2 separate regions of the Homo sapiens genome follow, and region 2 is linked to region 1. A link is a loop called in an ENCODE intact Hi-C map of the cell type or tissue named here. Cell type or tissue: PC-3. All regions are shown on one strand. Each heading gives the region's core, and the rest is flanking DNA. Links, peaks and the distances in the headings are about the cores only.

Region 1 (5,393 bases), core at 317-5,316:
TTAAGTACAAGTACAAGGGGACTTTGAGTGGAAGTGGTGGTCAGACCTGCCTGACGTGTGGTCGGGAGAAGAAGAGGGTGTTTCCCAATGTGCCAATTGAAAAGGCTGCTTTCCAGTTTGTGCCAATTTGTGCTAATGGCATGAATTGTCTCAGAGGACAGGGCAAGGATGTGACTAGAGAAAGCAGAGGAAAGTGAGGACAGGATACAGTCAGGAAACTCTACAGGTTTCATTTATTTTCTGAAGATGGAATCCCTTAATCCCGCCATCGCTCAACAAGAATTATTGAGGATCTGCTGGGCATTGAACACTGTGCTAGGGTCTCAGGACACAAAAATAAGACGCAGATCCTGTCTTAGGAGCTGACATATCAGGAATAAAGAAAGGCATGTAAAGAAACAATGGCAGTGTACTGGGAGAAATTAGATCACAAAGGAAGAATCTAACAGTCTGAGATGGAGTGGTGGGGCTGGGTAGGAGGAGCCAGGAAGTTTGGGAAAGACTGTACAGAAAGGTGTTTGATATTTCAAGGACATCTTAAAGAATGACCCTGAGTTTGTTTGATAGACAAAAAGTTAAGATTCAGAGGGCTGACAGAATGTTTTAGTGACTTTGAATTCACATTGTATGGCAAAAGAGTTTGGGTACAAGGCAGAAGAGACATGGTACAAGGCGAGAGATTGTGCTAGAAATGTTCTTGGGCCAGGCCAAGAAGGACTGCATGTTCTGCATTAAGGAACTTGGAATTTGTCCAGATAGCAATGGGGGAGCCCCTGAAAGACTTTAAACAAAGGAGAGATGTAATCATGTATGCAGTTTAGAAATATCACTGAGTGTCTACTAAATAGAGTCTGAACTCCCCTCTTTCCAAACTCTCCATGGATTTGTTCCACTGTACTATTCAAATGTATTTTTTACTCTCCCCTAACACACATCCTCCACCAAGGTCTATTGATTTCTGCACTGTTAATAGTGTCACCCGTTTCTTTTTTTTTTTTTTTTTTTTGTGACGGAGTCTCGCTGTGTCACCCAGGCTGGAGTGCAGTGGTGCAATCTCAGCTGGCTCACTGCAACCTTTGCCTCCTGGGTTCACACCATTCTCCAGCCTCAGCCTCCCGAGTAGCTGGGACTACAGCCATGCACCACCACACCAAGCTAATTTTTTTGTATTTTTAGTAGAGATGGGGTTTCACCCTGTTAGCCAGGATGGTCTCAATCTCCTGACCTCGTGATCCGCCCACCCCGGCTTCCCAAAGTACTAGGATTACATGTGTGAGCCACCATGCCTGCTGGTCATTCCCATTTCTTAGCCTATAGTCATGTGATTTCGTCAACACATTATGCAACTGTGGTAAGAGCATAGGCTCTGGAGTCACACTGCATGGCTTTGAATACTGTCCTCTTCCTTTGCTAGTCATTCTTAACCTCTCTTCATCTCAGTTTCTTCATCTAAAATTGGGGTAGTAATGGTGACTACCTCATAGGGTCACTGTGAGAATTAAATGACTTTAATGTGTAAAGGCCCTAGAAAAGGATCTGGCCAGGTAGTTAGCACTCAATAAAAGCCAGCTATTTTTATTCTCTTCTACATATCCAATTACCTGTTTGATGAGACCCAGTTTAAATCCCATCTCCTTTTTGAAAACTTGCTAGACTTTTGCCAATTCTTATGACTTTTCATTTTATTACTATTTTCAATAGGTAAAACATCATACAAGTATTTATATTATGAGTCTGTCTTTTATAATTCACTGTTTCCTTAGTTCATTGATTTCCCAACTCAACTATAAGTACTTAAAGAATGAAAAGTATCTCAGTCTGGAGCATGGCTCTGATCACAAGTAGACACACCGTATACAAGATTGATTAAATTCATCCCTCTACAGGAAAACTATAACTGTGAATGTAATGTGTTTAAAGTGTATTCACTACCTAAAATTTGTGTTTAAAGTTTAATCATTGCCTAAATAAAGTGCCATATCTTTATTTCAGAATTATTCATTACTAAGTAAGTAAGTGTCCCTCACTAAAAACTAAATGTTATTCTTTATAAAGATTTGGCTTAATATTCTAACTCTAACTCTTAATCCCCCTTTTTTTTTAGATGGGATGTCTTGGGAGCTGTCATTGGTACAGAATGTGGAACGATAGAATCAGGCTTATCAATGGTCTTCCTCAAAGATGGAGAGAGGAAATTATGCACTCCATCCATGGACACTACCGGTTATGGGAACCTGAGGTTTTACTTTGTGATGGGTAAGTACATTTTCACAAACTTTGTTCACCGTGGGGCAAATCCTAGGCCAGCACCTATTCCTGAGGAAGTAAGATTGTTTGTTGTCAACTACGTAAAATGAAAATTCATGAAACGTGAGCTCTCCAGACAGAGCAGAAGCCTGTGGTACTCCCCCGTGTTTCAGGCCAGCCCCGCTGGAGCCAACCTAAAGAGATCTAGTCATGGCTTGCCATGATGAGGCCTGAAGAAGAAATGCCATAATACCTTCCTTCCACCTCTCCCTCCATGGTCATAGCTGAAAAGACAATGAGAGATAAGCTAAAACAAAGCGATTTCTTTTTCCCAGCTTCCCCCCAAAAATAGTCATCAAGGTGAGCCTTTGTTTTCATGAATATCTCATCATTGCATAACTCTTTTGTAGTAGGAAGCTGAGAAATTTAGGTTAATACTTTAATAATACTCTCTATTTTCTAATATGTTTGCAAACACATTAAGAAAAACATGTGTTCATAAGTTATAGTTTTCTTCAAAGTATTGTAGAGCAAATAAAGATAGTTGGAAAATTACCCAAAAAGGAGTTAGAAGGTTGAACTTTGTGACCTCCAAAGTTAATCCTTTTAGTCAACAAGAGCCACAGTTACATATTCTCTCACTGATGTCATTCCAGAAATGTGAGTAGGTGTCACATGCCTTCTTTGTTGAGTGACTGGAAAAGCACAGGCAATATCTGGAAGTGAAACAGGAAATAAACACTGTCTACCTTTGAACTTACTAGCAAAGATGTCAGTTCATCAGGACAAACAGATCTCCTGAGTCTAACTTCAGCATTGACGATTTATTTCTCTTGTATTCCTCACTTCACCTTTTTGATAATCATACAGCTCAGGGTTGCATGGGAAACCTCAGATTGTATCATGCTCTCAAGCATATTACCTATGTGATGCTAACTCATTTTCCATAATTATGTGTTTGATAACAGAGAAATTGTGCATATAAAATAAAGTAATATAGTCTCACATTTAAGGACAACCTCACCTTCACTCTGAACTGGTTTGTCTATTTAAAGGCCCAGAGCTCATTTTCTTTACATAATTAGAATTCAAACTGGCTCTCATTTTATCAAAAGGGATTCCTGGAAAACCTTAAGCCCTCCTCCAAAAAAGTTGTAATAAACATTTAGTATGCCAGCCTAATTTAAGTTTTTTCCCTTTTCCCCATTTTTGACACAATGTATTTCATACCATATTTTGATTTTATTATAATAAATTAACCATATTTGGTGATTTATATGAGATTAAGTCATCATTATATAAGTTCCTTTATATAATTGTCTTTATATAAGATTAATCTTTAATTTTTTCTGGAACAAAGCATATTATTAATCAATGAATTAAAACAGTATTACTATGATGGGGAATTGATTTGAGTGAGCCCAAAGAAGTACATTATCCCAAGTAAAAGCCTCTTCATTCAATTAAAACAGTAAGGAATGCCTACTGAATATAGAGCCTTAAGCCAGGATATATGGAGAATACAAATGGGGAGAATAATGTCACCTAAATCACAGAGTTGCTGGTCAAATGAGTTAATGTATGAAAAGCACTCAAAACTGCCAAATAAATATTTAGACTCAGTATATCTCTGTTGTTATTGATATAAAAATTAATCTGAGTTCCCACCCACAAGTACCATCTGACTATAAGGTAGAATGCAGTGTGCTGTAATGGAATGAAATGCTATGAGAGTATAGAGGAAGCTGTAATTGCAGTGGAGGGATTAGGGTAAAGCTTCATGAAGGAGATGGCATTTGAACTCACCCTTGAAGGATGGGCATGATTTAAATTTAAGGAAGAGAATTCCAAGCTAAGCCATTATGAAAAAAGGGCACAAGAATAAAGGTATGTCATATGTTTGGGGCTGGGTGATTTTCCCAATATAGATAAGTGGAAGCACGTAAGATGGAACTAGAAAAGCAAATTGGAACCAGAATAGTGTTTTCTTTAATTCCTACTAAGGAGTTTGGATTTTCTTTCTCTAGGTAGTGTGGAGCTATCAGAAAATTCCTGTTAGTTCAGCATTACATTATCACCTGTGTTTTAGAAAAGTAATTCTAGCAGGAGTATGATGGAAGATTGAAATAATCAGAAATTAAAGGGCAAGAGATCAGTTAGGGCAGGGTTGCTAGATTTAGAAAAGAAATATATGTATAAGAGAGTAAGTGTGGAATAGAATATTTTGATGTTGCTTATGTTAAGATCAGGTTTCTGGAATGCCATATGAAGGGAGAAATTCTATTCAGAATTCGAATCAGATTCGAAAATCATCCATATGCAGGTGATAACTGGAGCCACTAGAACTGCTATGTTCTCCCAAGCAGAAGGTAGCATAAGACAAACAATTCTTAGGGAGAACCCTCATCTAGGTATAAGTAGAGGGGAAAATAGTAGTAAAGGAGACTGAGAAAGAACATAAACAGAGGTGGGTGGAAGGTGTCATTGGAGCCTACAGGAGGAAGGAAGACAGTGGTTTGGGGGTAATGGCAGGGAGATGATCAACAGTGTAAGGAATGCCAGAGAGAGAGAGAGAGAGAGATCAACCAGGATAAGGGCTGAGAGGCCACCAGTGACTTTGGAGGGAGTTTCCCCAATGGTGTGGTGCCTGGAAAGCCCAAGTATAATACATGGAGTTAAAAATAAAAATAAAAATGTGTCACTGAAAGAGGAGGATGGCTACTTCAAGAGTTTTATCAGTAGAGAGAAGAAAAGAAATGGTGGCCAGATCTTGAGGGAACAGCAGCACCCAGGAAAGGTGTTTTTAGGATGGGATAGATGGATAGGATAGGGTAGGGTGGCATAGGGTAGAGTAAGGATAGGGTAGGTTATGGTAGGATGGAATATGGTGGGATACGATAGGGCAGGATAGATAGGATAGGACTGGACCTATAGAAAACACTTTAAAACTTTCTTGGCTGATGGGAGATAAAGCCATATGGAAAGAGATTTAGAATGAGATAGTTATAAGTAGCCCCTCACTAAATACAGTACCTTAGGAAAATCAGACTGATTGTTAATCTGGATTACATCACAGTCTCTCCCTCTCAGGCCCTGACTATATGTTCTGCCCTTGGTTCACATCAGTCTGCTGTGAGCATATTTCT
Region 2 (5,393 bases), core at 266-5,265, 68 kb after region 1:
GTGAGATTCTCCTAGATGCAATATAGTAGAGAGGGAATTGATAATGGTGCCAAACTGGCTTAAACAATAATTTTAAATAACTCAAATTATTTTTTCCAAGTAATATGTGAATCTGAAATTATTGAGAGTTCAGTAAGGTGACTAGGTAACTCTATAAGTAAATAAAAATGTAATGGCTTCCTCAAATTGCAGAATAGCATGTCTTTGTGATGAAAAATTACATACACAAAATTATTTTAAAATATAGTTTTACTAACATGAGAATGTACTTATGATGTAATGTTAAGTTTTAAAATGTAGATCACCAAATTATACGTATAATGCCTTGCCTATATAAAAGATTATAAGCTGTGAAGAGATACATCAAAATGTTAACAGAAGCCAACGCTATGTAGTAGATTATGGGCAATTTATGTTTCATTTTTAATGCATTTTTATGTTTTCCCACAATGAGAAAGAATTCCTTTGAAAAAAATGTTAAATATTATCTTCATGTAATAGTATTAAACAATTTTATCTTGATATTTCTTTAAAAAGTTATGACCATTGTCATGGTAGTCAAAAGATATAGTTCAATGAATCAAACTCAGTTGAAATATTCTCCCTCTTCTCCAAAAGATACAATTCCAAATGAAATAAACATGACCAGGACTAAACCTGCCTACAAGGTTAAACCTCAAGTCTGATATGTCCAAACTTACGGGCTTTTGGAAAATATTGAGATCAAACCAAACAAAACTTTTCTCTTGTTGTTACCCTTGTTGTTTTAATAGCTGAAAAAAAAAAAGCACAGCTTTTGTTTTCCCAACCGTAAATGATTTACTTTTATTCAGATTTGTCTATCTGGAGCTTCCAGCTGCTGCCAAGACCCCTTGCACCAGGTTCCGCTGGTGGCAGCCCGTGTTCTCAGGGGAGGACTATGACCAGTGGGCAGTCGATGACATCATCATTCTGTCCGAGAAGCAGAAGCAGATCATCCCAGTTATCAATCCAACTTTACCTCAGGTATTCTCCTATGTCTGAACTCCAAGAAGACAGATAATTATAAAAGTGAATGGCATAAAGAACTCATTTCCTTAAGGATTTAGTGCTTGACACTGAATGTATAATATAAGTTTAAGGGCTTGTACTTAATTTTTTGTTACCTCTCTATGCTACCACTTCACAGATAATTTAGATGTAAAAAAGACTGAAGTCTGGTTAAATCATCAAGCAAAATCGTTAGTGTGTTTATAAAATGATTAGATACACAGTGGTAAAATACTTTCAGTTGTTGAATCATCAGGAGAAAAAGTTAATAGCAGTAAAAAAAAATAGAGATTCTTCTGTGTTTTCCTAGAAATGCAAATGGTACATGGCCCAGCATGTCATGAAATGAAAATTCCTTTCTTGTTTTCAAAGCTATCAAATTGCCTTTTGTTTTATTTGTATTGTTTCTATTAGAACTTTTATGAGAAGCCAGCTTTTGATTACCCTATGAATCAGATGAGTGTGTGGTTGATGTTGGCTAATGAAGGAATGGTTAAAAATGAAACCTTCTGTGCTGCCACACCATCAGCAATGATATTTGGAAAATCAGATGGAGATCGATTTGCAGTAACTCGAGATTTGACCCTGAAACCTGGATATGTGCTACAGTTCAAGGTATTTATGCACAAGCTTCTTCCCAGAGCAAGTTAAGGAGTAAAATATCTTCCAGATGTATAAGTGGAACTCACAAAGAACACAAATTTTTCATATTCTATTAAAGAAGGGACTCACCTGTACGAAAGCTTAACAGTGTTAGAATTGCGAAGCTTTTCAGCTCTACTCGAAAGCAGTTATTAGTTTTTAAGGAGTCCCAAAAGTTGTGGGTATACCATTTCTTTAGGTACTCAAGGAACTCTACCAGAATTAAAAATAAAATTGACTTTTAGAACTTCAATCTGATTGTGACTTAATGAATCTCAAGCTTCTAAACGATGATGAATAAGTTGTCCTTTTCATCTTGCTAGTGGTATTTGAACTTACAAGGTATTTTATGCTTTTGCTGTATTATTTTCAAACAAATTATCTTACTTAAATTCAGTAAATTTTTACTCCAGTCATCATTGTTCTCTTAAAAGCTTCTTGTTTTTCAGCTCTGTGATAACATATCAACATGTATAGCAAGTATTTACTTTGACAAGGTCTTGTTTCAGAACCCTAATCAAAATTTCATTGTGTTTATAATAAAATCCCATAGGTGACTTCTGGGGTTGAAAGTAATGCAGTTTTAATGAGCTAGCACAACTACATGGTCCTTACATAATGGCAGGATGCAGATGCTAAATAATTTACAAATGGAATTATTAAAGAGATCAGATGTTTATAGGCAGCTCTTCAAATACAATTTCCACAGGTCTGTAAACAAGGAAGTGAGTCATAAATAATATGATTAGTAAAATGTAACCCTTCCTTGTTTAGATTCTGATGCTAAACTACAATGGAAAAATATCAATAACAATATATGAATCTATATTCATTTGTTGGTAATACCTAAAGTAGTAACAAAATAATGTTAATAGCAAATATATTTGCAGAACACTATGCTGTTTCTCATCTGACACCTTTTCTATTTAATTAATCACAAACCATGGTTGTGTAGGTATTAAAGTCTGCAAGATAATATTCTGAAATTTTTAAAATCTAAATTTAAAAAATAGTGTTAAATATTTCAAGCATTTAAACAATGATCAGGAATGCACACTGCTTAGGAAAAATCTTAATTCTCTACCATTTGACCCAGCAATCCCATTATTAGGTATATACTCAAAGAAGTATAAATCATTCTACCATAAAGACACATGCATGTGTATGTTCATCAAACCACTACTGACACTAGCAAAGACCACCTAAATGCTCATCTGTGGTAGACTGGATAAAGAAAATGTGGTACATATACACCATGGAACACTACACAGCCATAAAAAAGGATGACATCATGACTTTTATAGCAACATGAGTGGAGCTGGAGGCCATTATCCTAGGCAAACTAATAAAGGAACAGAAAAACAGATGCCACATGTTCTCACTTGTAAGTGGCAGCTAAACAATGAGAACACATGGACACGTAGGGGAACAGCAGACACTGGGGCCTACTTAAGGATGAAAGGTAGGAGAAGGGAGAGGATCAAAAAACTACCTATTGGGTAGTATGCTTATTACCTGGGTGACAAAGTGATCTGTACAGCAAACTCCCGAGACACACAGTTTACCTATATAACAAAATTCAGATTACAATGGATTTTAAAATGTTGAGTAAAGAGGTCTACACAGTGAATACGACCTTTCTCTCAATTTGTTTAGCTGTGTAGTTAGAGGGAGACCAAAAATCAGGGAGAATTTTTATTTTCTTTTGTTTTATTTTTATTTTTAAAGATAGGAGAGACTTAAACATATGTATCTGATCCATAGAAGGTACACAAATAAATATTTGTTGAAGGTAGGCCTAAATCCTGAATGGAAAGTTTAAGATAAATTTTATGTTTAATACAGCTGAGAGTATGTCTACACTACCCTATATCTGATTTCTAAAGCACGAACTTGTCACAGAACTTCAAGTTCCAACCACTTGTCTGTGTTAGAAACAACAGCAATCATGGCAAATTTAAGACAAAAAGTTAACTAGGTGTGCCCAATGTGGCTGCTCTCACCACACACCAACCAAAGGCCACTGTTACTATTGAATAATGCAGTAAAAGGAATTTGTGTTAGAAGAGTTTAATCATGCATCTGAGAGGGTTAAGTTTTTAATTATATTCTTGATGTTTTACTATATAAACTTGGATAAATTGTGCACAATAAAATTTCTACTAACCAAATTATAAATTCTCTGAGAGATGCTTTCTAGCTGTGAGTATGGAAATAAAGAAGATACTAAATCTTCTTTTTAAAAACTAGATAAAGCTGCCTTACAGTCATGAGGATTAACTGATTGACCTCCTGAGCTATGGCTCAATATTATTAGTCCATGTCTCTCCCTTTATTTTTTTGTCGTATCATGTTCTTTTCATTCCTGATTTCAATTTTCCTTCTAAAAATCAGACTATTCTTATTTAGTAAAGTCTTTTACAACAAAATTTGTGGCTCCCGCCAACAAATGAAATAAGATGTAAATAAGCCATTCATATAAGATGGCAGGTAATTAAATGAACATGAGAAAAAGAGTTTGACATTTATAATTATGAAAAGTGTAATAAAATTCATTTACACATTTATTTGGAAATAAACTGTCTTAAACTATAATACCCAATGCCTAAACTGATTCATTTGGACTCAGCCAATACAAAATGAGCACAGATAACTAGAAAATTTTAAGTGTTTCTACATTTTGACTCCTTAATGCTACTCTCAGGAATTTATCTGGTGATGACAAATCAAAGAAGAAAGGTATATTCTCTGCAACGCTATGTATAACAGAATGTGGAGGAAAGCTCTAGATGTGTAATAACTTCAACTGTAGGACCAAAATATAGCTTCCCTATAAAGATCAGAAGAGAAAATAGAAAAGAAAGGACAGTTATGATAGGCCAGTGGGATTTAAGTTGTATTTTTACCATTTTTTAAATGTTGTTAATCCTATGATGAGTCCTCCATACAAGTACACCAAACAGTAACAGTTTCATTTCTGGATCATGTTGCTTATTTGATGCTGTGATAAACACTCAGCTGTTTCATCTAAGTTGACACTGATTTTATTTTATATTTATTTATTTATTTATTTATTTATTTATTTATTTATTGTTGAGATGGAGTCTGGCTCTGTCACCCAGGCTGGAGTGCAATGGCGTGATCTCAGCTCACTGCAACCTCCGCCTCCCAGGTTCAAGCAATTCTCTGCCTCAGCCTCCCGAGTAGCTGGGATTACAGGTGCCCGCCACCACGCTGGCTAATTTTTGTATTTTTAGTAGAGACAGGGTTTTACCATCTTGGCCATGCTAGTCTTGAACTCCTGACCTCATGATCCACCCGCCTCAGCCTCCCAAAGTGCTGGGATTACAGGCATGAGCCACCGCACCCAGCCGGTTGACACTGATCTTTAATGAGCTTTGGCAAGGAAACAGAAGGAGGATGCTTGTTCCACTGAAACCTTCCTGTACTGAAGAAGACAGCTGCTTCTCCATCTTATGGTTTCCTCTGTCTGTACCCTCTGAGGAGGGAGAAAAAAGCAGCTTCTTGGCATATCTTTTGTCTGAGACTCAAGAACCACATACACTGTGCTTCTCTCTTCTCTCCTATAATCCCAAGAAATCCACAAAATGAGTCCAGTTTTCTAGTAAAAAGTACCTATTGTTTGCTTAAACAAAGAATTCCAGAATCTATTGAAGGGTCTTGGTTGGGACTGAGCTCACAATTCCTATCATTGTAAATTC

What was found. Hi-C counts contacts between places; a loop is a spot of excess contacts. Peaks named below come from ENCODE experiments on the same cell type or tissue, not always from the same donor. Only the 100,000 strongest peaks of a DNase experiment are listed, where the experiment ranks them.
Region 2: it touches region 1 in a loop (4-fold over the local background); 2 of 110 quality-filtered maps call a loop at or near these places.

What each region holds. Positions count from the first base shown.
Region 1 is chr7:103,658,239-103,663,631 of GRCh38, reverse strand. RELN (reelin) reads left to right here. Exons shown (of 65, transcript NM_005045.4): 12 at 2,105-2,256. Among named protein-coding and RNA genes, the nearest start is that of SLC26A5, 210 kb to the right of the region's middle. RefSeq lists an enhancer at 1,832-3,031. In PC-3, for the core only: no CTCF peak of the experiment used is centred there; a DNase peak (open chromatin) is centred at 2,911; H3K27ac peaks cover 1,335 bases.
Region 2 is chr7:103,589,933-103,595,325 of GRCh38, reverse strand. It overlaps RELN (reelin), which reads left to right. Exons shown (of 65, transcript NM_005045.4): 26 at 834-1,005; 27 at 1,444-1,644. Among named protein-coding and RNA genes, the nearest start is that of SLC26A5, 150 kb to the right of the region's middle. In PC-3, for the core only: no CTCF peak of the experiment used is centred there; no DNase peak of the experiment used is centred there; H3K4me3 peaks cover 745 bases; H3K27ac peaks cover 1,303 bases.